Linked DNA regions of Homo sapiens: regions 1, 3, 4, 5 and 6 are each linked to region 2. The links are chromatin contacts, found by Hi-C or POLR2A ChIA-PET in ENCODE. All regions are on one chromosome and are shown on one strand. The core of a region is the stretch at or near the end of the contact, and the rest is flanking DNA. Distances in the headings are between cores, read along the strand shown. Region 1 holds the start of ZFTA (zinc finger translocation associated). Region 2 holds the start of SLC3A2 (solute carrier family 3 member 2). Region 3 holds the start of PLAAT4 (phospholipase A and acyltransferase 4). Region 4 holds the start of PLAAT3 (phospholipase A and acyltransferase 3). Region 5 holds the start of MARK2 (microtubule affinity regulating kinase 2). Region 6 holds the start of ASRGL1 (asparaginase and isoaspartyl peptidase 1).

Region 1 (4,532 bases), core at 571-3,070, 890 kb before region 2:
TTTTAGGACATTAGGCTCTTTTAGCTTCTTTTCCTTTCTTTTCTTTCTTTCTTTTTCTTTTTTTTTTTTTTTTAAACCATACTACTTAGAAGTGCGTGAAGCCCAGGTCTCTGTCTCACTTTCCCTTTGTGTTCCCGGGCCTGGCACAGATGAGGGACATAATGAATTAAGGAATCTCCCATCTCAGGGCCTGCGTGGCACCCATCAGCATCAGGGCCTCTGACCCCAGTGGGTGAGAGGAAGTGCAACCCCCCCCCGCCCCCCTGAGCGCAGGGCCTGCCGCGAAGAGAGCAGAGCTGTGAAAGGAGACTCAGTTTACCCAAGGTGGAGTCTCAAGCACGTCAACATGGGGGCTGAGGAAGAGACGGGACATCTCCGCGGCGACAGAGCCCAGAGGCACTTAAGAAATCTTAGTTCTTGTCCCCTCCTCATAAGCACTTCGGGGACAGGTTTCCTGTGTTCCAAGTAATTTAATTCCCATGGCTCCCGAAAGGCTGGAGCGGTTTCCTTTTCAGAGGCTGTGGGTGCCTCTGAGAAGGAAAGTCACAGGCAGTATCGGTCTTGCCCATGTTTTTCAGTGCTGTGTGTCCAGCGTCTGAAAGCATGCGGGCACACAGTAGGTGGTGACAAGCGGACGAACTGCCATCGGCGACAGCTGGGTAACTCGCCAGTGCAGGGAACAAAACCCGCCTCCAGATAAGAAGACCCTGCAGGCCTCCCGCACCCTGTAATTTGGATCTCCAGGAATCGCCTTTGTTGTGGGCGCCCAACCTCAGGCAAAGCGAGCACCTGCTCCTCCCGCCGGTCCTCGCAGGAGGACCCCAGGCTGCTGCGCCCCGGCTGCCTCTCCGGGTCCCTGCGCTCCGCTTCTCCGGAGCTGGGGGACCGGGGGCGCCCCGGGACCCGCAGCCAGGGTCCGCCCAGCGCTTCCGAGCCGTGGTAACGCGCCTCCCCAGGTGCCCGACACCCCGCCCGGGGCCAGCATTTTTCGCTTCCTAGGGCCGGGCCGGGGGTCTGGGGCTGCGTCAAGGGCCTCGTCAGGCACCCCCAGGCCTGCGGGGGCAGGATCCTGAGTCACCGCCGCGCACGCCCTCTCCTCCCGGCTTCCATCCTGGGGCCACCTCCAGCCCGCAGGGTCGGGCCCCGGCGCAGCCGGCTCTCTGCGGGTCTGCTGTGCGCCCCTCTCCCCAGCCCGAGTCACTGCGGCCGCCGCCCCCACCCCTGGCTGGCTCGGGGGAGCCTCGCTTGTCCGCCCCTCCCATGAGAAGCCCGAGCTCTCAGCGCTCCCGGGCGGCTCCCGCGGGAGGGGGCGCGGCCGCCCCCACGGCTCCACCCTCTCGGCGGGGCCGCAGCCATCTGGGGCCCCTGCCAGTAGCGGCCGCTCCGGGGCCCGCACGGAGCTCGCGACCCGCTTGCGCGGCGGGAGGCAGCCCCGGGCAGGGACCCCGGCCTCCTCAGCGGGCGCTCCCGGCGCTGAGATGCCCCGAGGGGGCGGTGGCCGCGAGCCGAGCCCGGGTGGAAGCGCGTCGCAGCGGACGCGGGCGCCCCTCGCCACCTCAGTGACCCTTTGGGAGCCGGGACCGGAGCCCCGCAGGCGGCGGTGCGGGCCCGCGGGGGCGGCGAGGTCCGTGCCCCTAGCGTCCGGAGCGGGCGCAGGCTGCTGAGCCTCGGCTGGGCTCGTTGCCTCCCGCCTTTCCCCCCAGCCCCCCGCGAGCTGGCAGGAGGAAATAGCGCGCGGCCCCTTTAAATTTACCCAGGAGCCCTTAAAGGAGCCCCAGGGGCCCCAGACAGGAATCCCCACCCCGGTCCAGCCCGCGCCGCCGAGCGAGCAGCCTGCCGTCCGTGCGGCCGGCCGCCCCGTGCATGCGCCCCGCGCCCCGGGGCCCCGCGCAGCGAGCGCTCCGCGCGGGCTGCCGCCGGCCCCGCGGCCCCGCGCCCCGCCGCCCCGGGGCCCCGCTCCGCAGCGCAGCGCATGGAGCCCGGCGGGGACCACCGGAGCCGGAGCAGCGGCGGCAGGGGCGGCCCCGGGCCAGCAGTGGCCTCGGCACGGGGCCGACGGCTGCCGCCCGCCGGATCGAGCGGCAGCGCGGAGCCAGAGGAAGACGAAGGCGGTAAGAGCTGGGGCCGGCGGCCCGGGCGGGGGCCCCGGCGTGGGGGAAGGGAGGGCTGCGGCTCGGGGCCCCTCTCCGCCGCCGAACAAAGCGGGGGACGCGGGCAGGGCGGCCGGGGGCGCCACCTGGTGGGCGCGGAGCGCGGCTGCAGGGCTGGCGGGGGAGCCCCCCGCCCAGCTCCCGGGGTCGGCTCGCGGGGCTCGGGCGGCTCGCCTCCCCCTTAAAGGGCCCCGCTGCCGCCCGCAGCGCCCCGCCTTGGGGGCCAGGCCCGAGGGGCCCCACGGGGCAGGGCGCCACGGAGCGAGGCTGGACTTTGGCCCCCGCCCCTTTCTCTTTCAGACTCCCAGGTGGTCTCCCTAATCGGGCTTTCTCTCAAAAGTCCGCCCAGACCCTGGGTCCCCTTCGGGGGCTTTTCCCCAGCGGAGCTGAGCTCAGCTCCGAACTCTGCTGTTTTAAATCGGGCTGCTCCTCTCGTCTCGTGGCCTTGTGAGAGACATGCACCCTTTTTCTTTTCTCCCACATTCTCCCTAGGAAAGTGCATCGCTTGCGCCCCGGGGGCCCACACCATCTTTTCCCACCGCGGGCAGTTTTTAAAGCGATGGGTTCGCCCACAAAGGCAGGCACCCCTCCGGCCGGTGCATTCTCCCTTCCCTTCTTTTCAGAATTTTTTTTTGCCCTAATTTGTCAGCTCTAGCGGAACCAACCAGTCCTCCTCGTTCGCTCTCAAAGGAGACTGTTGACTCATTTCCCGGCTGCAGGGTCACGCCTTAAGACCCTTGAGGGTTTCCTCCAGGCCAGGGAGACTCTGCCCGAATCTCCAGGCTCCCCTCCCGGTCTCTCCCCTCCCAGAAACGCCCCATCCCCTTTTGTTTTTAAAGAACCTCGGCTCCTCCCCCTTTTTCGGCTCTTAAAGGGCCAATCCACCTTAGACTAGCCTGGATCCAGCGCTGGAAGGATGCTTAGAGACCAGCCAGCTAGCCAGTGTCGTTGCAGACAAAGAAGCTCAGGCCCAGAGTGCGGACATGACCTATCAAAGGTCACAGAGCAAGTTACCAGTGAAGCCAGGACTTGAACCCAGGCCTATGACTCCGAAGCCAGTGGATTCTATGGATCTACTTAAATAAAAACTAAAACAAAAAAACTTCCACAAGGGTGACAGGAGCCCTTTCTGATCCTGTCTTTTGTTTTCCCAACCCTGTGATTCTCCACTGGGAGAATGACCAGAACCTGCCTGTGTGCCCAGGAGACCATTTTTCTAAATCAAGAGGGGTGGGAACTGTAGGGAGGGTAGGGGACTGCTCTGGGTGGGTGTCTGGCACAGGGAACACCATTGGGTTAGTGGGGCCTCTCCAGTGCCCGCCCTTCTGACTGCTGGGCAGTGGCCGGCTCCCTGCCAGAGCAGCAAATAAAGCCCCAGAAAGACTTAATGGGCTTCAGTGGATGGTGGCCACTCCCTGCCGCAGTGTCATTAGTTGTCACTCTGGTGGCCCTCCTGCCATCCCTTTACAGGGTCATTGGCTCCTCCAGAATCTGGAGAAGTTTCAGTCTCAGAAACTCCTTTCCCTGGAGATGTTGGCAGCTTTGTCTTGGGGATCCCTCCCATGTGGGGGCCTAGATTTGGGGAACTGACAATGCCTAGCCCATCCCCAAAATGGGAGTCTCAGGAAGCTATATTTGAAGCATTACTGGAAAAAGGGAGAAGACCTGTGGGTGGGGCCCTCCTGGCGGGGGCCCCAGGTGGGTGGGTCCCGTGTGCAGCCCTGGCTGTAGACAGATGCCCCCTTTGTTTGTCTGGCCCCACTGCCTGCTCTGCTCCAGCTGGAACCGCCCTGGCCTGCTGCTCTCCTGGCTTTCTCCCTACGGCTCTTGTCCAGAAAGGGCACCTTACAGAGCTGGTTGGCTCCTTGGCCCTCACCTTATTTTTTAAAAAGTCAGAGCTATTTCCACAGTGCCCTGCGTCCTTTTGTTCTTGATCTCCTCTTAAAGGGTCCTTGCCCTTTGTAAAGGGCTAATGTTTTGGCTCCCACTTCTACCATCCCTTTTATTGCTGTTGCCGTCCCTTTCCTGCCCCGGAACACCCCCTCCCCCAGCTCCCTTTCTCAGGGCTCACCATCAAAGCCCTCGCCTCTTTCCCTGGAAATCAGAGATTGAAAAACTGTCTCCCTTTCCCCTTCTTCAGGGCAAGATCTTCAGCTGGAAGGGGGTGCCTTGGGGTCCTGGGGGAGTGCCCCCCTGCCCTCCTCCAGGGCCAGGGGACCAGCATCTTCAGGCAGGAAATATTCAGACCACTGTGAGGCCCGGGCCTCGAGGCCTGGAAAGAGCCGCATCCCTGGCCGTGACCACCGGCGCTACTACCACGACCACTGGCGGCTGGAGTACCTGATGGACTTCAACCCTGCCCGGCACGGCATGGTGTGCATG
Region 2 (4,354 bases), core at 1,511-4,010:
AATGCTGGGAGTCCAGAATTCTATCTTAGAATCACAGCTACCAGCAGTGTCAGTATCTGCTTCCATTTTTGTTCTACCCATTCTGAACAGGTCAGTGTCCTAGGACCCAGACATCAGGAGCTAGGTGACATTCAAAGCCCTACTCCTAGCCTGCTGGGTACACATTTGAACCTATGGCAAATTATATACCTTGTATGGTTATACAGAGAATTAGAAAACATCTATAAAATACTTGGCATAGAGTCCCAGACACATAGGAGTACCCCAGTGCTTATAATTTCAGACTGGGCTCTATTCCAAACACATCAAACAAGAACTGGGAAACCAGTCAGGACAGGATTCTCACAGAGAAAGGGCTTCCTCTCCCAAAAGAAAGAAAAATCAAACTTCCAGACTGACTTCTGAGAAGGTCCCTTCCTGGCACTGTCTCATCCTCAGAGTCAAGGAAATAAGAAAAATAAGAGGTCAGAAAAGGAACAAGAAAAACAGGTGTGCTATTGGCCTATCCTTTGGCTATAGGAGGAGGCATTCCTCCTTGGTCCTAAGGAGCAAAGGGACCCTCAGCTGGAGTCAGGCTGGGTCTACAGGGCTTGCTGTGAAAGGACTGTCCCAGCCCCAGCATCTGACTTCCACCAGCCATCAGCTCCAACACTCACCTTCACCTTGGTGGCCACAGTGTCAACCTGAGTGGAGAACCACGAGTTCTCACCCCGGTAGTTGGGAGTAAGGTCCAGAATGACACGGATGCCTAAAACAACGGAGGAAGACGCAATCATGAGACAGTCTATGAGTTAAGGGAAAATAAGGAAATCACAAATGCAAGTCACTGAGTGTTTCCTATGTATTACTTGGTACAAAAGCTTGAATTTGAACCCGGGCAAAATTCATTCCATTGAAACAGATGTGAGCAAGGAAGGGCCTTAAGATATGGGAAGGCAGGCCAGGCGAGTTCAAAACCAGACCGGTCAACATGTTGAAAATTGTCTCTACTAAAAATAAAAAAATTATCTGGGTGTGGTGGCACACGGCTGTAGTACCAGCTACTCAGGAGGCTGAGGCACGAGAATCGCTTGAACCCTGGGGGAGGAGGCTGCAGTAAGCTGAGATCGTTCCACTGCACTGCAGCCTGGGTGACAAGAGTGAGACTCCATCTCAAAAAAAAAAAAAGATATTGGAAGGCAGAAAGTTTATAGTGCAGAGAAGTGGCCCCTGTGTTCCCCACTCCCAAAGTGAACCTTTTTAAACATGTGTCTATATCGAGTCGTAAAACAATATTTGGGATTCCCCCCCCCCAAAAAAACCTACTGTTTTACAAGTTTAAAACCACTGGTTTAGTAAATATCTATATTTTGCAAATAAGGGCACTGAAGCCCAGAAGTTAAATGACCTGCTCAAGATTCCACAGCCAAGTAGAAAGCCCCCAGACGACTGGACAAATCCATTTTAGGCTGAAGACTAACAAATCTCCCCTCTACCTGCCCTAGGAAAACTCAGAGCCAGTTAGCAGGAAACCAGACAAAAGTTCTAGCCTACTTTTCCTCTGGCCAAGTCCTTTCTAGCTGTTTCCTTGGGAACCCCAGGATACCCACTCTTTTTTTTAGCCGATTGCAAGAGACTGTCAAAATCTTCCTTGGAGCCAAAATTGGGGTCGATCTGCAGCAAGTCAGTCTGAGCGACATCATCCTTCTGGTTCTTGTGAATTGGACCCAGCACAAGGCCCTTCACCTTCAGAGAGCTCAGGTAATCGAGACGCCCCTTCAGACCTGAAATGGGGGCTGGGTTAACAAGTGAGGCCCCTCTGAGAGGCCCCTGACCTCCCCACCCTCCCTTCTCCCAGCGCCTAAGGGTGGGACGGGGAGGGGGCAAAGGGGGAGAGAGGGAGGCAAGGCTGAATCACGAGACTCAGAGGAGCTGATGTAAGGAGTCCTGCACATTACTTCAGAAACCGGTTGCAACTGGCTTCTGGCGCCGCGGGGAAGGAGGACGCTGAGTCACCCACCCTCGTGACGGAGTGAGGGGCGGGTCGGCTTTCTTCAAAGAAAGGAGGGAAGGACAATGTGCCGGGGAGGGGGTGGGGGAAGGGGGAACAGTCGTCGGTACGGGATGGAGGGAAGAACCATCTAGATCCGTCTGGGGACAGGGGAGGGGGTCGGTGCAAGCCACCAGATTCAACCGGAGGTACCCGGGACGGGGGCGCGCTGCACTCACCCGCCAGGTTGCCCGCGCCGTGGCCCTGGAAGGCCTGAAGGTCGCCGATGCGGTAGAGGGCGCCCGTGTGCCACCACTTCTGCGCCGGTAGCTCGCGACAACGCGGCGCTCGCACGATTATGACCACGGCACCAGCAAGCATGCCGAGCCAGCCGAGCCAGAAGAGCAGCAGCAGTGCCCAGCGGGTGCGTACCCAGCCGGGGCTGCCTGCCACCTTCAGCAGCTCCTCCTTGGACAGGCCCGTGAACTTAGCCGCGGCTGCCGCCTCCGCCTCGTCTTCCGCCACCTTGATCTTCACCAGACCATTCTTCTCGGCTCCCGCCAGGGACATGGCCGCCCCAGACGCCGCGTTCATCGGCTGCTTCTCGGGCTCTAACTCATTCAGCTCCACCTCCTTCATATCCACCTCGGTGTCCTGGCTCATGGTGCCTGCAGAACCGGCGACACGACGCAGCTTGCGGTCAGATGGTGGCTCAACCCCTACCTGGACCCTCGGACCCAGAACGCTCTCCCCGGCCTCTGTGCCTCCGCGCAGTTTCGGCTACTGCATCTGCTCAGCAGCAGGCGCGGCCTCTGGGAAGGGGCAGCGGAGCCCCGCCCCGGCCCGCCCCTTAAGGTGGAACCTCGGGGACTGCCCCAGCCGTGGGCGGCTCAGGGTAGTAAAGTCAGGAACACGCCTCCGACAGTACTTCCTGCATGGTCCAATTTCTCATCTCCAACCTGTCTAACCCTAAAGTTCTTTTCAACCTGATTCTGGGAAGGCCTGGCACGGAGCCACCTTTAAGTGGACTAGGCCTGTGATCCTGCCCCAAATCCCGAGGCCCCTCCAGTGTCCTTTAGGCCTTACCGCCCCCAAACGCCCCTCTTCTTCCATTCCGGCAGGCTAGTGACTACCCCAACACCATCCTCCATTTGCCCCTGGTTCACGGCTCCGGCCGCCGTCTGGTTTTCCCAACTTTGCATGGCTACTTGCACTCTCAGAGGCAGCCAGTCACAACTTCTGCCTTTTCCCCCACCAAGGCTTGCCCTCTCAGGCCTCTGGGACTTGGCGCTAGACCTCTGCTAGACCTCTGCTTCCGTGCACGGCTTACTCCCACTCGTTTTTCAAGACTCATCTTGAATTCATTTCAAGAAATTCCTCATGCAGCAACTATTTATTGTGTACTCACTACAATACTTTGCTTTGTTAACTTTATTGAATTTAACACTAATCCAGCCTTCTTCACAGTACTTTAAAATGAATGGTTTGGGCAGGAAGGTTGAGGTAGACACCCCCCTTCTTATCCTACCCCACCCCCAGCTGCTAGCACCTGGATGTTTGGCAGCTAGGAATCAGACATCCAGAAGAGACTGATAGGGCTGTAATGAACATAACAGAGCTAGGTCTCAGAGGCATCCACCTTTTTTGTGGAATAGACCAGAAGATGCCATGGCCAGACTCTTACCCACCTTGCAGGAACTCCCACAGTTATCCCCAAACTCCCCCAAGGTCCTGTCTCCCTATCACTTCACTATGTTAGGCCTTGGAGGCAGCTGGTACTGCAGAGGCTTTGAAGAAGCCTAGAATTCCCTCCACAGGGTCCTTGGATTGAAGTGGGGCAGAGACAGGGTTCACAGCAGGGAACTACCGGACATCAACACCGTGGGGTGCCAACACTCTCAGGAACTCCTTGTTCCTAAACAGTGCCAGTTGGGCTACTTTCAGAGAGGAGCTGGAGGAAATCGGTTCTTTCTCCCTTTCCCACCTAGGCTGGAAGCCAAGATTGCTGTGTATTTGGAAGAAAGCAAAAGCCAAGATCTGAAGTAATAGCATAGAGAAAAGGGTCACCCTCTGCTAGTCCCCTCTGCAACCCCAGGCATCCAACCCCATCCCCACCCTAGGAACAAGGGGTGCACGGGGCAGCCCCTGGGAGAAGGCAAGCAAGTGGGTTCAGACCAGTGCTCAAAGATAATAAGAGATCCAAGGTGCCCTGCATGTGCCAGATAAGAAGTGCCAACCAGAGGTTCTGAATGGACTATATCTCGAGCACAAAAGCTCAAGGCTGGGCGCAGTGTGACTCATGCCTGTCACCTAGCCCTTTAGGAGGCCAAGGAGGGAGGATTCCTTGAGGCCAGGAGTTTAAGACCAGACGGGGCAACATAGTGA
Region 3 (4,167 bases), core at 1,016-3,515, 660 kb before region 2:
GTGCCTCTCCATGGCCCCAAGAGCCACCTCCTCCTCAGACCTTGCCCCATCCAGCCTCAGGACACCTATCTCTTGGAGATGACACCCTGGGAGACAGGAGCTCACAGCATCCTGCTGGGACCTGAGTGGGGTCTTGTGGGGCCCCCCAGCTCCCAGCACTGAGGGGGCTCTGCACTCACAGAACAGGCCTCTGTGGGAACTTGTCCTACAATAACTGCACCATCTCCACAGCCCCAGGGGAAGGCATGATCATCCCATTGCACAGATGGGGAAACTGAGGATCAGAGAGGTGGCAGGGCTTTCCTGAGAACACTCAGCTGGAAGGAGGCCGAGCTGGTTCTTCCCTGCACACCCCTCACCCTGGTTCCTGTCTTGGCCACCTTCTTCCCCTTCCTCACCTCCTTCCCACTTCTCCATGTCCTGCCCCAGGGCATAGCAGCCTCATGACTGGAGGATTTTTCCATTTTCACCCTCTCTGTCCCTGTCCTCAGTGGGTGACAGCCTCCTCCTCCCTCATCCCAGGATGTCCCATCATAGACCTGGGGTCTGCTCTCCTTTGCCCTCTTCCTCATGCCAATATCCAGTCACTAAAACCAATCAATGTGGACTCCGGAAGCTTCTCCTTGTTGGTGTGCTTGTCAATATCCCATCCACTGACTTGGTTCAGGCAGCCCCATGCCTGCCTCTGTGACCCCCACAACCCCCTGACCAGCCCCTGCCTCCTGTCCCTGCCACTCCATATCCAACTCCTCAGAACCCATGGTGGCCTTCCCAAGGGCACATCTGGCCATGACCGTCCTCTGACCTCAGGGCCCAGGACACACCCTGTGGGCAGCTCCCAGGCCCTTCCTGACTGGCCCTTCCTCACCCTCCTCTCCCTCCCTGGGCTCTGCACCCACAGGCCCACTGAGTGACATCCCAGCCCCTCACTACTGCCCTGGCTCTGGTCTCTGCTGCTCTGCACATCTGGTTCTCCCTGCCTCCATCACTTCCCTGCAGCCACTCTTCCTCTTCCCCTCCCTCAAACCCCCTCACCTGAGAAGCTGCCCTGATGGCCCCAGCCTGGCTCAGCTGACCCGCCACCCCACTCCTAGGACCTGGGTCCCCGGGGGCCTCTGCTGCTCTCTGCAGGGGTCAAGTTGAGCTGCAATTCCCTGTGCCTCCCTGTGCCCCTCTGGGCTGTGAGCTCCAGGCAGGCAGGATCCTGTGTGCTCCTCCCTCCCTGCACCTCCAGGACCCAGTGAAGGGCCTGGCGTAGAATGGGGCAAGGAAATAGACAAGGAAGAGGGAGGAGAAAGGAGCAGGGCCAGGACTCCCTCCCAGCTCCTCCTCTGTATGTCAGGGCACCACAGGAGATGGTTTCCATGTGGGGAGAGAGAGGGGCTTTTAACTGCAATGCTGAATGTCTAAAACCACAGTCAAGGTACTGGCAACCTCAGCTGGTGGCCAGTGAGATATGAGCTTTGGCCTGGGCTCCCTGTTAAAAGCCCTGATTTGTTTTGGCAGCAGTAAAGCCCTTCCCCAGGATCAGGTGGTGCTGTTGGAGTGGGCTGCCCTCCAGAATTTGCAGGACTCCTTCCCGGAATGGTTTTGTTTCTAGTAATAGCCTGAGCCCCGCTGTTCCTTTTTAGTCACACACCACCGAGCTCAGCCTGCTCTCCCTAGAGCTTCTGCCAATCGGTACATCTGGGCTGATAGGAGGAGAAATTTCAGTTTTCAGAAAGCTGCTGAGATTAGAATGCACCTTAGAAGGCTGGATGATGCCACAGAGGAACGAGGAGAGAGAAAGCATCGTTTGGGGCCGAGAAGGGACTGAGCCCCAGTCACAGCAGAAGCAGACGATGTTGGGATTTGCTTGCTTCCCACAACCCAGAGTCCCCCACCTGCCCACACTCTGGCTTCTCCTCAGGCTGAGGTAGATTTGACACCCGGCACCCCACAGCTCTCTACTACATGGGAGTCCCGGGCTCCCCGCACTGTGCCAGTTACGCAGAGGAGGTGGACTCTGCCCAGAGGACTCCCTGTCCAGCTGGGCAGATGCACTTTTAAAAGACAAATACAGTTTTCCATGACAGCCTTCTAAAGACGAGCTCTGGAGCTGTGTGCCCAAGGCCAGGAGCCTGGACTGAGGCCTTTCCTAGGGGGAGCTGCCCAACTGCTGTAGAGTCAGTAATGCAAAGCCCTGGGAAACTTACCGAAGCCATCTCGAAGCCAAGAGGAGGTCTGGTGCTCCTCTTGTTTGTGGATCAGCTTTTATGCTGAAGGAGAGAATTTCACTTTCACTTTCCTTTTGACACTGTTTCAACCTCACTTAAATACTAAACACTGTTTAAAAGAGACAACTGTTTAAAAAGGAGCTATTTCTCTAGATGGAAGGACTAATCATTTCTTACACAAGCCATGGACTCATTGGTGCTTTAAAGCCACCTTGGGAGCAGCCAGAGTCGAAGGGGAGCCCTGAATTTCTGCCCTTGCTTGAGAAATAAAGGTCTTTTCTTTTTTTTTCTTTTTTGTTTGTTTGTTTGTTTGTTTGTTTGTTTTTTTGAGACAGAGTTTCGCTCTTGTCACCCAGACTGGAGTGCAATGGTGCGATCTCGGCTCATTGCAACCTCTGCCTCCCGGGTTCAAGTGATTCTCCTGCCTCAGCCTCCCAGGTAGCTGGGATTACAGGCACCTGCTGCCATGCCTGGCTCATTTTTCCATATTTAGTAGAGACGGGGTTTCACCATGTTGGCCAGGATGGTCTCGATCTCTTGACCTTGTGATCTGCCTCCCCGTCGGTCTCCCAAAATGCTGGGATTACAGGTGTGAGCCACCGCACCTGGCCAAAATAAAGGTCTCTTCTAAAAAGAACCCTGGGCAGCTCTTCCTACTCCAGGAAGGGGAGGCATTCGGAGGCAGGGAGATGTCAATCCCCAGTGCACCCCATAGGACATTGTCTTGTAAAGACACCCAGAAAATATTGGGCCAGAAGTCTTGGGAGAAGGCCAGAGGGGGTGTTTCATTCCATGGGGATGCCCTGGAGGTGAGGGGTACCTTAGACCATGTGGAGCCTGGGAGCTCATGGCCCCATTAAAATGCATTTGGGTGCAAGAAGCAGAACTAAACTCAAAAGGGCTTCAACAGCCTGGACACCCATTGTCTCGGTAACAGAAAGGCAGGAAGAGGGTGACTCAGGTTGGGTTTAGTGGCTCACCAAGGTCACCAAGGACTCAGCAGGCTGTCTCCATTGCACTGGTCCTGGGTCTGCACTGTTGCCCTGCAGGGACTCCCATGGCTGTAGCAGCCTTGAGTGGCCCATTTTTACCTGGCTATGCCCAAAAGATGGAGGGAAAGATAATTCTCATTTGTCTTTTTTTCAGGGAGTTAAGTCTTTCCCACAGTTCCCCAGATGACCTGTTCCCTTCTCCATTGGCCAGAACTGGGCCATATTTTCACACCCAACCAGAGGCCTAGACAGGTGGATCACTTGAGCCCACGAGTTCAAGACCAGCCTGGCCAACATGGCGAGACCCCGTCTCTGCTAAAAATACAGAAAAAAAAATTAGCCGGGCATGGTGGCATGTGCCTGTACTCTCAGCTACTTGGGAGGCGGAGATGGGAGGATCGCCTGAACCCAGAAGTCAGGCTGCAGTCAGCTGAGATTGCTCCACTGCAGTCTAGCCTGGGCAACTGGAGTGAAACCATGTCTCAAAGCAAAACAAAACAAAAAACCCCCATTTCTGTTGTTTAGGTTAGCATGCCTCTGGGTTTCACTCAAAACACTGTTGAACGATGTTGCTGTGTTTGGGCAGAGCTTCCAGGGACCGCTGTGGATATCATGAGGAAGCCTCAGAGCTTTCTCGGGCAGAGCTTCTACAGGTGTCTTGCCGTGGTCAGTTTCTTTGCTGTTTTTATGGCCCTCTGCAGGAGTGTCCATGGTCATTATCTCAGCCACCTTTTGGTTTCAGTTTCTCATCAGGTCTTGGGGGTGTCTGGCCACAGCAGATGTTATCTTATTACCTCAGTCCTTTATACCTATGTTTATCATTTTGAGGGTTCAGCAGTTTCACTGTGGGCTGAGTCACTTGTCGTAAGTGACTCCATTTTGAAATATTTAGGATCACAAAACTCTTTAAGGGGGCCCCCACAAGAGTCTGCATTCAACAATCCCAGAGTCTGGGTTTT
Region 4 (4,305 bases), core at 1,224-3,723, 730 kb before region 2:
GTTCACGCCATTCTCTTGCCTCAGCCTCCCGAGTAGCTGGGACTACAGGCACCCGCCACCTCGCCCGGCTAATTTTTTGTATTTTTAGTAGAGACGGGGTTTCACTGTGTTAGCCAGGATGGTCTCGATCTCCTGACCTCGTGATCCACCCGCCTCGGCCTCCCAAAGTCCTGGGATTACGGGCGTGAGCCACCGCGCCCGGCCTATACTGGTCTCTCTACTCCTCTGCGTCCTGCAACACAGGAGCCCTCATAAGGAAATGAAGACCCAAAGAAGTAGTTGGTGTCAGTTACTTCTACACCGAATTGGACAAAGAATAGTAAGTTGTAATGAAGCAACTAAGAGCGGGGCCCGGTAGCTCACGCCTGTAATCTCAGCACTTTGGGAGGCCAAGGAGGGAGGATCACTTGAGTCCAGGAGTTTGAGACCTTGTCTCTATTTAAATAAAAATAAAAATTAAAAAGATGCAACTAAATTATGTGGGGAGGCTTACCAGATAACAGTTATTTTCCTGGAGAACATTACGTTCAGTGAAATAAGCCAGGCACAGAAAGACACATACTTTGTGATCTCACTTATATATGGAATCTAAAAAAATGGAACCCACGAGTAGGGAGTAGAATGGCAGTTACGGCGGTTGGGGGGAACAGGGGGGTGTCAGGGAGATGTTGGTCAAAGGGTACAAAATTTCTGTTAGGAGGAATAGAGGAATAAGTTCACCAGATCTATTGCACAACATGGTGATTATAGTAAATAACAATGTACTATGTTCTTGAAAATTACGGAGAGGTTTTGTGTTCTCACCACAAAAGAAGTATGTGAGGTAATGCATATGTTAATTAGCTCGATTTAGTTATTCCACAATGTATACATATTTCAAAACAACATGTTGTACATGACAAATACGTGGCAATTTTTGTCAATTAAAAAGTAAAAAATGGGCCGAGTGGTGGCTCACGCCTGTAATCCCAGCCCTTTCGGAGGCTGAGGCAGGTGGGTCATTTGGGGCCAGGAGTTCGTGACCAGCATGGTCAACATGCTGAAACCCTGTCTCTACTAAAAATACAAAAATTAGCTGGGCGCGGTGGTGCACGTCTGTAATCCCAACTACTCCGGAGGCTGAGGCAGGAGAATCGCTTGCCCGGAAGGCAGAGGTTGCAGTGAGCTGAGATAGAGCCACTGCACTCCAGCCTGGGTGACAGAGTGAGACTGTCTCAAAAAAAAAAAAACAAAAAACCCCAAAAAGTAAAAAATGAAAAAAGTTATTTCAACAAGGTCTGTACAGAATTCTTTCCGTCTCAACATCTCCTCTTTGAGGATAAGGATGTTGCTTTTTCTTCTAGTATAAGGAAGGTGTCCTTCAACATGGAAATTTCATCTGCTTTTAAGACACAGAAAAGGGGTCTTCTTGCACCTGCTGAGTTTTAAATGCCTTTAATTCAAAACAGCCAATATGCCATGGTGGTGTGTATATACACACACACACACACACACACACATATACACACATATATACACATATATATACACACATATATATGCACACATATATATACACACATATATACACACATATATACACACATATATACACACATATATACACACATATATATACACATATATACACATATATACACACATATATATACACACACATATATACACATATATACACATATATACACATATATATACACACATATATACACACATATATATACACACATATACACACATATATACACATATATACACACATATACACATATACATATATACACACATATATACACACATATATACACATATATACACATATATACACACATATATACACACATATATATACACATATATATACATATATATACACACATATATATATTTTGAGACTGAGTTTCGCTTTGTTGCACAGGCTAGAGTGCAGTGGCGCGATCTTGGCTCACTGCAACCCCCACCTCCCGGGCTCAAGTGATTCTCCTGCCTCAGCCTCCCGAGTAGCTGGGACTACAGGCGCATGCCTCCACGCCCGGCTAATTTTTTGCATTTTTAGTAGAGACGGGGTTTCATCGTGTTAGCCAGCATGGTCTCGATCTCTTGACCTCGTGATCTGCCCGCCTCGGCCTCCCAAAGTGCTGAGATTACAGGCGTGAGCCACCGCGCCCGGCCCTTGGTGGTATATTTTTAACTCCTTCAGTTTTTAAACTATAAGCCCATTCTTGAGTGAAGGCGAAAGTAAACCCATCATGGCCCTGCAGTGTGATGTGTGTGCAGAGGTCGAGTGTGTGCGACTCCTGGATGCTGGGCGCGCAGGGCATGGGTGAGGCGGGAAGAGGCGGTGCCGGGGGCGCGGGCGTCCTGCAGTCGCCGGGCTCGGGACCGGGGCCGGGCGCTCTGCGAGGCTCTCATTAGCCGGCGGCGCGGGGAGGGGCCGGGTGACCTCACGCCGGCCCGGCCACCGCGGCCATTAGACCCGGTCCAATTGCTGGGGCTGCAGCGCTGCCTCCGAGACCGCGAGGTGGGTGGATCGGGTCTTCCTGGAAGGGTGCGATAAGGCCGGGCGAGGTGCCTGGGATGCTTCTCCCCTTCCGCGAGGAAGAGATCTAATTGGGTAGGGCGGGTGTAGACTAGCCTGCCGAGCCGCCCGCTGGCACCTGCAGCCTCCTGGGCGCCCGCCGGGCCCCGGCGAGAAAGTTGTTAAAGGGAGCGAGGTGGTTGTTCCTGGGGTCCGAGGCGCGCCTCTCACGCCCTGCCCAACAGAAGCCGCAGTCCCGTGGGGTCTGGAGACGCAGTTTCCTGTTAATGACAATAAATCCCTGCTCCCCCTGCCTCAGACATCTACGCAGCGAAATCGAGCCTGGCCTTGAGGGTCCACACCGCGAGGGAAGATGCGTGCGCCCATTGTAAGTGCGGGGCGAGGCGGGGCTGGGCGGGGCTGGGAGCCCCCTGTTAGTGGGGACTCGTTGTCTCGGAGCCTGAATTACTGCTTCCGAGAGAGGAGCCTCGAGGATGTGGGGCCCGCACCTCTGTCAGCTGCGAGGCATCGGTGTCAGCTGCGGGTCGGCGCGCACCTGTTGGGAGTTGTCTCGGCGCGTCCTTCCGGGGGCCGGTGTGGGGGCGCCCTGCCTGAAACGCGCCCAGCGGAAGGCGGGACCCTCAGGAGGGAGGTGGCCAGGGCAGGTCTGTCCGCAGAAATCTGGCGCTGCCCTCCGGAGCCACACCCGGACAGCGGGACAGGCCTTGGGGGCTATGTCAGCTGACTCATCCCATGACCAGCCCTGCCAGCGGAGTCCCAGCGTTAACTGTGCTTGGCGACTGCCCCCCTTCCGCCTGGCCGGACCGCAGCAGAGGGATTCAGAGGATGGGATTTGGAGGTGGACCCTCCTAGTGTTGAGCATCTGGTTGTGAGACTCTCATCAAGTTCAAATCCACTGTTTCCCAGAGTGAAGGTTTTGTTTTATTTATTTATTTTTATTTTTATTTTTATTTTTTGAGACGGAGTCTCGCTCTGTCACCCAGGCTGGAGTGCAGTGGCATGATCTCGGCTCACTGCGACCTCCGCCTCTCGGGTTCAAGCGATTCTCCTGCCTCAGCCTACCGAGTAGCTGGGAGTACAGGCGCCCGCCACTACGCCTGGCTAATTTTTTGTATTTTTAGTGGAGACGGGGTTTCACCGTGTTAGCCAGGATGGTCTCGACTTCCTGACCTCGTGCTCCGCCCGCCTCGGTCTCGCAAAGTGCTGGGATTACAGGCGTGAGCCACCGAGCCCTGCCGCAGAGTGAAGATTATATCACTTAATACTCAGAAAGTGCCCAGAACAATGCCTAGCACACATTTTGAGTGCTCAACCATAATTCACTGTTGTTATTATCTCAGTCCATATAAAGAGTTTTGCCTGGTGTCAGGGTGTATCTGGCATGTTTGTTTGACACCTGGAGTGGTCACTTTTTAATATCATTCTCTATCTGATAACATTATTTTTAGCAATAATCATGCAATGAATAGTAATAATGTCCAGAAAGAAACACAGTGAGCATTTTCTTTTATTGAACCTCGTATATGTAATCATGACAGTAAAAACCTTATATATGTAATCATGAGAGTAAAAAAATTAAAAATGAAAAAGTAAATGTGAGTGCAAAAGCAGGAAAAAAAATGGATTAGTAGGTTTTAATCACATTAATGTATTTTTGAAAAAAGGAAAAACTTAGATGTAGGATGGTATCAGAGATGAATAATAGTAACACTACAACTTCTGTTTTTGAAACTTCTGAAAAGTTGTCCATGACATTGTCAAAATCA
Region 5 (4,351 bases), core at 991-3,490, 960 kb before region 2:
AATCCACAAGTAATAAAAGGGTCAACCCTGCAGAGAAAAACTCTGCCTAGAACTTCTCTTTAGTTCCTAACTGCCCAGGTGACAGAGGGCCAGGGGGTAACAAAATAGAAAAACACAGTAAAAGAAAGGAGGTAAGATTTTTCAAAGAAGAATGTTCACATGCAAGAGAATACAACAACTGCTCTACCGGGCTACAAAGAAAGAAGGGAGTAAGAGGGAAACATAAAGGATGGAAGGAGGGGAAAGAAGGCAAAAAGCACAGCAGCCCCGGGGCAGAAGCACTTCTTTTTCAAGTCAAGTTTTTTTGGCCTAGTAAAGTTCTCCACCAAGAAAGGTATGACAGGCAGGGGACTCTGCACAGAGCAGTCAGCAAAGGACGCTAGAGATGGTGAAAGAAAGGGGAGGTGTGGAAAGTGGACGTCTCTGGGATCAAAAGTGAGATGACACAGAAAGGCTAAGACTTGGGTGAAAAACATAGCAGTGACTGCCAGGATGAGGGGGACCGTGTAGAGTCGTGAGGCTGAGGTGTAGCTCAAGAAACTAGCATGCAAAACACCTGGACTTCCTGGGCATTACAGAGACTTAGCCAATAGGAACAGAATGGATCCAAGCACGGTGTGGGGATACACAGGACATGAAGAAGGCAGGAGACTAATGCGGAGATGAAAGGCAACGCTGATTAAAAGGCACAGTAAGGAAGATGGGGTGAGGGTGGAGAAACAGGAAGGCAACAAGCAAGAAAGAAAATACTCTAAGTGCCAGGCACGGGAGTGAAGACACAGAAAGTCATCATGGTTTGTGTTCCAGCGTACGAAGACAGAAAGGCAAAAACTGTGATGCAGCGAGGTCTGGGAAAGGACTGAGCAACAGGTTGTGTTAATACGGTGGGGCCAAGTGTCTTTGGGTTGGGAGAAAGAGCCCAGTAGAAGGCTGGTAGAACACTCACAGAGAGAAACAAGAGGCCCAGGGACCTAAAAGCCAAACCCGAGGGGAAGAGAACAAGAGGGATCCAAAGACTCTGAAGGGAGTGATGATTGGAACCCCAAACGCAACCTGTGGGAAAACTATGCGCATGACAGCTGTGGGGAAACACGGAAGCGACAAATGCCAGCGCCAGGATCCAGGGAGCTCCTGGAGCAAAGAAGGGAAAGTGATGAGCAAAGAGTAGGCGAAGGATTTGGAAAGGTGATGAGGGTGGAGCTGGTGGGTTGCAAGCAAGAGGGAGAGCACAATTTGGAAAACGAAGAAGCAGGGTAGAAAAAGCTGGGGGAACTGCAAGGGGCCAGGGATCGAGAGCGCAGTCCAGGGCAAGGACCCTGAGGGTGATAACCCAGAGACTGGCAGAACCGGTGCGGGCGGAGGGGAAGCGAGGCAGGAGAGACGAAGGGAGAGGTGGACAACGATCTGTGGCAAATCGCGGGGTGCTGCTATTCGAGGAGCGGGAGGGTGGCTGCTTTAAGCGTGGGTGGAGGAAGACCAGAAAGGCCCCTGAGAGAAAAAGGGAAGAGAAAGGGAAGCTGGGGAGGTGACACGGAAGAGCGCAGGAGGGCGGTGAGGGGAGACGGGGGTTGGCAGAAAGACAAGTGTGCAGCTTGGAGTCAGGACGAGGTGGGTCCCAGGTCAGGACTCGGAAGCGGGATGTGCGGAGCCGGAGCCAGGAGCCGGATGACAGGGCAGCCGAGGCTTGCAGGATGGCAGCAGGGGCACGAGGAGAGCAGAAGAGGGAGGAGGCTCCGCAAGGTGCAAAGGGCCCAGCCAGAGAATTCGGGGAGCCCTCGGGGCTCCTTACCTGCTCCGTGTCCCTCTCGTTCAGCGTGGGTAGGGGGGTCCGAGCGCTGGACATGGCGCCGGTATCTCGGGGGAGGGAACCGAGAAGCTTGGAGGAAGGGAGGGAAGGGAAGGCGCGGAGCCCGGCCGGGCGGGGCTTCTCACAGCAGGAGCACCCGCCGCATGGGCCCCGGCCGGGGGTGCGGGGAGGCCGGGCAGCCGCTCACGCCAGCCCGGGGATGCGCCGCTCGGGCTAGGCCGCGCCGGCTCCGAGCGGCTCCGGACCGCACCCCCCCGACCCCCGGCTGGGCTGTGCCGCCTTTCGGCCGGGCCGCGCCGCTCCGCCTACTCTCTGCCGCCGCAGCCGGCCGCCTGCCTCGCTCCTCCCCTGCCCTCAGCGGCACTGCTCCGCGCCCGGCACACAGGCAGCCGCCGCCGGACCTGCTGCTCCCAACATGGCCGCCACCACCGCCGGCCCTCGGCTCTTTTCGCCGGCAGCAGCCGGAAACATCCGAAGCGGCTAGAAACGGGAGGTGGGGCGCGCCTTCTCCTCCCGGCCACAGACTACGGGTGAATTCCGGAAACAGCCGAAGAAGGTAAACCCCGGGGACGCGCTCTCCTCCTCGATTCCGAAGACGAAGCTTCGGCTCTGTTTACGGAAATCCACGAAGCGACCCCGGGTGCCTACCCCCCGCCCCCGTCCACGGCCATCCAGCCACGCCCACCGGCCTTTCCCCGCCCACTTCAAGGGGGCTTTCGGCAGTTTCCGGAAATACCCGAAGCTGCTCCGCGTGCTGAGCCGGCCACGCCCCCTCCCACAGCCCTGCCGAGGGCGGTCGTCGGCCATTTCCGGCAACACCCGAGGCCCTCCGAGCACCCGGTCGTTTCCCCGGGTGGCTCTCGGAGTCTGATTCGCTTCGTGTCTTTCCGTCAGTTTTCGGGCATTTTCAAACCTTGAACAGGAAGCGTGGGTCACCTGTCTGTGCTTGTGATTTGACTAAATACAAAACAAGATTGTTAGCCGTCCCTGTGATTGGCATCCTCTGGTTCTATAGCAGCTTCCTGTCTGCATTTCTGTCCATCTGTCGGTCAGCTCATAAAATTCATCTTCTTTTTATCATCTAGCCTATCAATATACCTGTCAAATGCAGCATCAGTCTATTGCCTGTCTGCCACCGTCTATCTTGGCTTCTGTGGATTCATCCGTGCATTCCCGCATCTAGTCCGCAGGGCTCGGCAAGGCCCCAGGCAGGCCCAGGGCAGCGTCCTCTGCACCGGATGCGGGAGCGTCCAGGGCCCTGCATTTCAGCCCCAGCTCTGCCAAGTGCCAATGCTGCGTGATCTTGGAAAAATCACATAACATCACTGAGTTTAGGCTCCTCTTTCCTTTGCCTTTGCTCCTGCGTTGACATTCAAAATGACATTTCTGAATTCCAGTTACCTTTTAAAATGCCTCTGCAAGATAAGGCATTTAAAGTTTCTTTTCTTTCCTCCTCTGGGCCTCATTTTCCCCATCAGTAAAGTGAAGCCATTGGATTCATGAACTCGGAGGTCCTTCTCAGCTTTGGAGAGCCCTTGACTAACAGGAAGTCTGTATGGCAACTGCAGTCCATTCCTCACTTCCCCTTACACTGCGTTACCAAGGACAGGGAGTATCCTGGGCTGATTTCCCCAGCGCCAAGCTGTCCTCACCCATAGTACCTGGAACACGTTGGAACCACACCCTCCCATCAGTGGCTTAAGGTGGGCAGGAGGCAGAGGCCCCGCAGGAGTCAGAAACCAGACTCAGGCAACAGGTTCCCAAAGGTACAGGAGCAGAGAGGCTCCAGGAGTTATTGGGAAAACTGCTGATTGGACCCCTGCTACTTGACCTCCAACTCCCAGCTACAGCATCTTGAGCCAGCCTTCATCCCATCAATCAGAGAAATAGGCATCTGAGCAGATGTAATTACCAGGGTATGAAAGTACTTCCTAAGGCAACAGGTATCACTACACTCTTAGTAAATCCTGGGACTTCAGCACTGCTCCCCATGCCCCATACCAGCTCTATTCAGGCACCCAACCGTTGAGGAAGAAGGTGAAGGCACACCCATGAAGGTGAGGGAAAGAGAGAAGAGGAGGACAGAGAACACCTCACTCCCCAACCCAAATTCGATCCTTGAGAATCATCTGCCCTCTGGTGGCCAAAGGGAGACACGTTGCTGATTCCTGTGCCTGGTATCACCTCTAATGCCAGGGTCTGGAAAGCAGGGAAAAGAGAGAGGAAGCAGTTGGTGGTTGGTGTTCCAGCAGTCTCTCCCTGGTCCACACTCTCGTCTAAATAGACTCCATCTTCTCCAAGCTTCTCACTCTAGCTCTAACCCCTGCCTCACCCCTGCCCTTTGACCTTCATCCCCAACCCCTACCCTACCTATCCTTTCTCTTCCTTGCTAGCTTTGCACAAGGCTGCTGAGCTTGTCTCCCCGCCTAGACTCCCTCCAACCTACTGCACCAGACATGTCAGAATAATCTTCCCAAAGTCCAGCTCCAATAACATCTCTGCTCTGCTAGAAAGCTATCACCAGCTCCCTCACTGGTTATAGGC
Region 6 (3,961 bases), core at 1,307-3,806, 540 kb after region 2:
AGGCGTGAGCCACTGCACCGGTCTCAGGAAGAATTACACAATTTTTCACAAGTGTTAAAGAGTGCTGCGTAAAGGGGACAGAACAAGAGTAAATATTTGATGATTAATTAAGATTTCCTGAAATTCTTTTCCCTGACAGATGGGTGGTATAATTCCAGGAAGTATTTCAATCTCTAGCCTAGATCTTAGGTTTGCCATTTTAAAACAAAGAGATGAATGTCTTCCACCAAGTTAATCTGTTTATGCCTTAGTCTGATCTGAGAAATGAGGATAATAATTATGCCTAACTTATACCTAACTCATTTAACTCAACTGAGTTTAAGTGATTAACTCATAAGTGAATCATTTAATGTTCATTATGAGTTAACTTGAGTTAGTTTAACACAAGTTAACCAACTTAAGAGAGTTACATGATCAACTCATTTAATGTTCAGATTCAATAAATCAAGCAAATTTCTTAGACCACTGCCTGATACATGGTAGATACTCATATTAGCTATAATGATTAGTATTCCAAAAAAGGGTGGACTGAGTGAAAGAAGCGAAACACAAAGGAATACACTCTGCACTCCAAAGTTAACCTGAAAACTTTGGAACCTTGTCGGGGGAGGTAGGACATGCCTCATTATTCCCTCCTCCCTTTTGGAATTCAGGCCCAGCTGACCAGCACTAACATTAAAACAGATCTTAAGACTGACAAAGCAGACTTTGTAGCAATAAGATACCAAATTCCAGCGGGACTCTAGTATGACATCACATGACAGATAGCAAGCCCTGAAAGTGAAGTATTTTACCCCAAATTACGTTTCTTCGCCATATCTTGAAATAGTCCTGCAAAGCTAAAGCTATCTCTTGTGGGGAAAATCTACATTCTGAAGAGAATCCCCTTCCTTTTCTAGGCCTTTTTCCTGATTCAGGAGAGAATCAACTCTGATAAGAAACATTTACAATTTATTCTCTCAATAGACTGCTACCTGGAGACTTCCTCTGCCTAAGGGAAATCTTGGTCTCCTCAACCTCTTATCTTAATGCAGACATTCCCTTCTTTTTTCAGTTTTTTTTTTTTTTTTTGAGATAGTCTCGCTCTGTCGCCCAGGCTGGAGTGATCTCGGCTCACTGCAACCTCTGCCTCTCAGGTTCAAGCTATTCTCCTGCCTCGGCCTCCCGAGTAGCTGGGGTTACAGGCTCCTAGCACCACGCCTGGCTTTTTTTTTTTTTCTTTTGTATTTTTAGTAGAGGTGGCTTTTCACCTGTTAGCCAGGCTGGTCTCGAACTCCTGACCTCAGGTGATCCACCCGCCTTGGCCTCCCAAAGTGCTGGGATTACAGGCGTGAGCCACCGTGCTAAACCGCCTTCTATTAATTCTATCTGCAGCCACAAGTCCTTATATAATCCAGACATTCCCTTCTGTGGATTCCAGGTGTTTGGACAAAACTTTAAATCAATTGTTCATCAGAAAATCTTTGAATCTTAACTATGACCTGGAAACCACTCCCCCTCCCCCAGTAGTCTCACCTCTCCAGATGGAACCAATGTATGTCTTGTATGTACTGATTGACATCTTATGTCTCTCCAGAAGCACACATTCTCAGGATTTCCCAAGAGCTGTATCAGAGGCCATTGGTCACTCATATTTGCCTCAGTATAAATCTCTACAAATATTTTAGCGTTTGACTCTTTTCAGCACAGGTAGAAAAATTAAATATTGTTTCTTTTTTACATACTTAGTTTCACCCCAAAGCTCATTAGATTCCCTAACACTATGTAGGTTCTATTTATTCTGAAGAAGGAGCTTGACCTGACTCACATTATTTACTAGCTGAAAGGCACATTTACCTGCGTTGAACTCGGGATCGTCTTCCAGGGCGACGACAGCTCCCTCTACGGCATCCACGGCGCTCCCGCCCTCCCGGAGGATGCCGTAGCCCACGGTGGCGGCTCTGACCATGCCCTGGTGCACTCGCTCCTTCCGATCCTTGGAGATGGGACCGGCTCCGCCGCCGTGGACCACTACGATGGGATTCATGTCGGCGGATCCTAGGCAGCAGGAAGGCGAAAGCGTCGTCCAAAGCCAGCCCAAGGAAGCCGCGCGGGTACAAGGTCCTCGGGAGACCCTGTGGGGACAATGCCCAGTCTCTGTTCTGAACGGCTGGGTTCGCAGCTGGGGGTGGGTAGGGGCGGCTCGGTCGAGCTTGGTACGAAAAGCCCAGGGGCCCGGCGCCCTCCCGCGTTCCTCTCCGCCCCCGGCCCGGACCTGCTGGGGGTCTCAGTTTCCCCGGGGACGTTAACCCGCGCCCACCGCCGCCCGCCTCCAAGCCCCGGCGCCGAAGGAGGATGTCTATTTCGCCTTCGGGAAAATGTCTATTTTCGTTTATTTCATTCGCCCTCCCGCGTCTCGGGCGGCTGCTCCGGGAGGGCCGCCGACTTACCCAGGGCACCGCAGGACGCGGACGCCGAGACCTCAAGCTGGGTCGAGCCAGCCCCGCAGCCGCCCGGTACCGCCGCTCCCCGACGCCGGCTCGAAACCGCTCAGCCCGCAACCGCTCTGGTCACAACGGTTCTGCGCCTGCGCACGAGGGCGGGACCGCCGCACGGCCCAGTTCCCATAAAGCCCCGAAGGCCGGCTGGCGCGCACCTGTCTCACTCCTCTCAAGAGTCTACGCTCTTGGCCGGCCCGAGCTTCCTGGTGGCACGCGGGGAACCTCCTGCTCCTGACCAGGCTAGGGGCTGGGTGGTTGGGTTGGTGGCGAGAAGCGTGAAGTGGCATGCCACGATTTTGTAATTGCAGATTGAAAAGCAACGCTAGGCTGTGCGCAGTGGCTCATGCCTTGTAATCCCAGCACTTTGAGAGGCCGAGGCGGACGGATCACCTGAGGTCGGGAGTTCGAGACCAGCCTGACCAACACGGAGAAACCCTGTCCCTACTAAAAACACAAAATTAGCTGGGCGTGGTGGCGCATGCCTGTAATCCCAGCTACTCTGGAGGCTAAGGCACGAGAATCGTTTGAACCTGGGAGGCGGAGGTTGCGGTGAGTGGAAATCGCGCCATTGCACTCCAGCCTGGGCAACAAGAGTGAAACTCCGAATCAAAAGAAAAAAAAATTATACTGGGACAATGGGCATAAACAGGGACAGATCCAGGCAAACTGTGATTGATCTCCTGTGGATAGGAGAGTCCTTTCCCTTCTTGTTTACCCACAACTGATAACATATTTTACCACTCTTGGGAATTCCCTTTACTCCTGTTTTACCTTCGTTTCCTGCCTTAAGGCCCAGTTTAAATGAACCCCTCCTGCAAAGCCTTCTCCCTGGCACCCCACTAAGGATCAGTCATTCCCTTTCTAGTGACCTATTGTTAGAGATTACCACAAATTTATTGGCTTCAAACAACACACATTATCTTACAGTTCTGGTGGTCAGAAATTCAAACTGGGTCTGCAGGGTTGAGTTCCTTCGGGAAGCTCCAGAAGAGAATCTGTCTTTTCTTGCTTCTACAAGCTGCCTGTATCCTTGGCTCATGGCCTCATCCTCCATTGCCAAAGCCAACAGCCTAGCATCTTTAACTCTCTCTCCCTCTGGCCTGTTTCTGCTGCTACGTCACTTCTCTCTCTGTCACCATCATCACGATTTTCTTTTCTGACTCTGACTCTCCTGCCTCCTTCTTAAAGGAAGTCCCTTGGGATGACATTGGGCCCACCCAGATAACCCAGGATAATCTCCCTTTCTTACAATTTCTATTCTCATCTGCAAAGTCCCTTTTGCCATGTGAGGAGTGTTCACAGGTGGAGATTCGGATGTGACACCTTTGAGGGCCGTTATTCTGTCTCCCACACTCACCTCTTGGAAGAGGGTTATTTTAGCACGTCTCAACTGGTCGTGAGCCTAGTTGTGTCATCATAATACAGCTCACCATCATTTGGTTTCAGCTATTTATAGGAACCTGAACCCTACCCTATGCCTA

Evidence for each region. A loop is a pair of places that touch in the nucleus more often than their neighbours do. ChIA-PET counts read pairs that join two places held with the same protein, here RNA polymerase II (POLR2A). Pooled maps may share reads with other maps.
Region 1: a map of ovary shows a loop between it and region 2 (3-fold over the local background). The contact joins the promoter of ZFTA here to the promoter of SLC3A2 in region 2. A Hi-C loop is called at or near these places in 1 of 168 maps with a recorded cell type or tissue (ovary) and 7 of 50 pooled maps. POLR2A ChIA-PET finds 5 or more read pairs at or near these places in 3 of 52 experiments (T-cell, activated CD8-positive, alpha-beta memory T cell and endothelial cell of umbilical vein).
Region 3: a pooled map shows a loop between it and region 2 (2.6-fold over the local background). The contact joins the promoter of PLAAT4 here to the promoter of SLC3A2 in region 2. A Hi-C loop is called at or near these places in 1 of 50 pooled maps. POLR2A ChIA-PET finds 5 or more read pairs at or near these places in 2 of 52 experiments (A673 and H1).
Region 4: a map of ascending aorta shows a loop between it and region 2 (4-fold over the local background). The contact joins the promoter of PLAAT3 here to the promoter of SLC3A2 in region 2. A Hi-C loop is called at or near these places in 1 of 168 maps with a recorded cell type or tissue (ascending aorta) and 7 of 50 pooled maps. POLR2A ChIA-PET finds 5 or more read pairs at or near these places in 2 of 52 experiments (Caco-2 and GM12878).
Region 5: a loop to region 2 is called in a map of CD8-positive, alpha-beta T cell, with 24 times the contacts of the local background. The contact joins the promoter of MARK2 here to the promoter of SLC3A2 in region 2. A Hi-C loop is called at or near these places in 1 of 168 maps with a recorded cell type or tissue (CD8-positive, alpha-beta T cell), 1 of 37 single-sample maps with no recorded cell type and 12 of 50 pooled maps. POLR2A ChIA-PET finds 5 or more read pairs at or near these places in 1 of 52 experiments (WTC11).
Region 6: a loop to region 2 is called in a pooled map, with 2.7 times the contacts of the local background. The contact joins the promoter of ASRGL1 here to the promoter of SLC3A2 in region 2. A Hi-C loop is called at or near these places in 1 of 50 pooled maps. POLR2A ChIA-PET finds 5 or more read pairs at or near these places in 2 of 52 experiments (GM12878 and Panc1).

What each region holds. Positions count from the first base shown.
Region 1 is chr11:63,766,063-63,770,594 of GRCh38, reverse strand. ZFTA (zinc finger translocation associated) reads left to right here and starts at 1,820. Exons shown (of 5, transcript NM_001144936.2): 1 at 1,820-2,111; 2 at 4,291-4,532. The coding sequence starts at 1,973. RefSeq lists silencers at 1,004-1,473, 1,494-1,703, 1,834-1,883, 2,104-2,403.
Region 2 is chr11:62,879,302-62,883,655 of GRCh38, reverse strand. SLC3A2 (solute carrier family 3 member 2) reads right to left here and starts at 2,760. Exons shown (of 9, transcript NM_001013251.3): 1 at 2,209-2,760; 2 at 1,590-1,763; 3 at 657-748. The coding sequence starts at 2,632. RefSeq lists enhancers at 1,769-2,048, 1,285-2,484, 2,469-2,738, 2,128-3,019, 3,389-3,438.
Region 3 is chr11:63,534,906-63,539,072 of GRCh38, reverse strand. It overlaps PLAAT4 (phospholipase A and acyltransferase 4), which reads right to left and starts at 2,265. Exons shown (of 4, transcript NM_004585.5): 1 at 2,196-2,265. The coding sequence starts at 2,204. RefSeq lists enhancers at 2,317-2,366, 4,024-4,113.
Region 4 is chr11:63,612,601-63,616,905 of GRCh38, reverse strand. It overlaps PLAAT3 (phospholipase A and acyltransferase 3), which reads left to right and starts at 2,473. Exons shown (of 5, transcript NM_001128203.2): 1 at 2,473-2,521; 2 at 2,838-2,906. The coding sequence starts at 2,892. It overlaps LNCROPM (lncRNA regulator of PLAAT3 mediated phospholipid metabolism), which reads right to left and starts at 598. Exons shown (of 4, transcript NR_199012.1): 1 at 494-598. RefSeq lists silencers at 2,261-2,320, 2,341-2,420.
Region 5 is chr11:63,836,999-63,841,349 of GRCh38, reverse strand. MARK2 (microtubule affinity regulating kinase 2) reads right to left here and starts at 2,240. Exons shown (of 19, transcript NM_001039469.3): 1 at 1,790-2,240. The coding sequence starts at 1,843. RefSeq lists a silencer at 1,906-2,145 and enhancers at 2,156-2,305, 2,566-3,554.
Region 6 is chr11:62,336,043-62,340,003 of GRCh38, reverse strand. ASRGL1 (asparaginase and isoaspartyl peptidase 1) reads right to left here and starts at 2,556. Exons shown (of 7, transcript NM_001083926.2): 1 at 2,430-2,556; 2 at 1,837-2,114. The coding sequence starts at 2,026. RefSeq lists an enhancer at 1,976-2,645.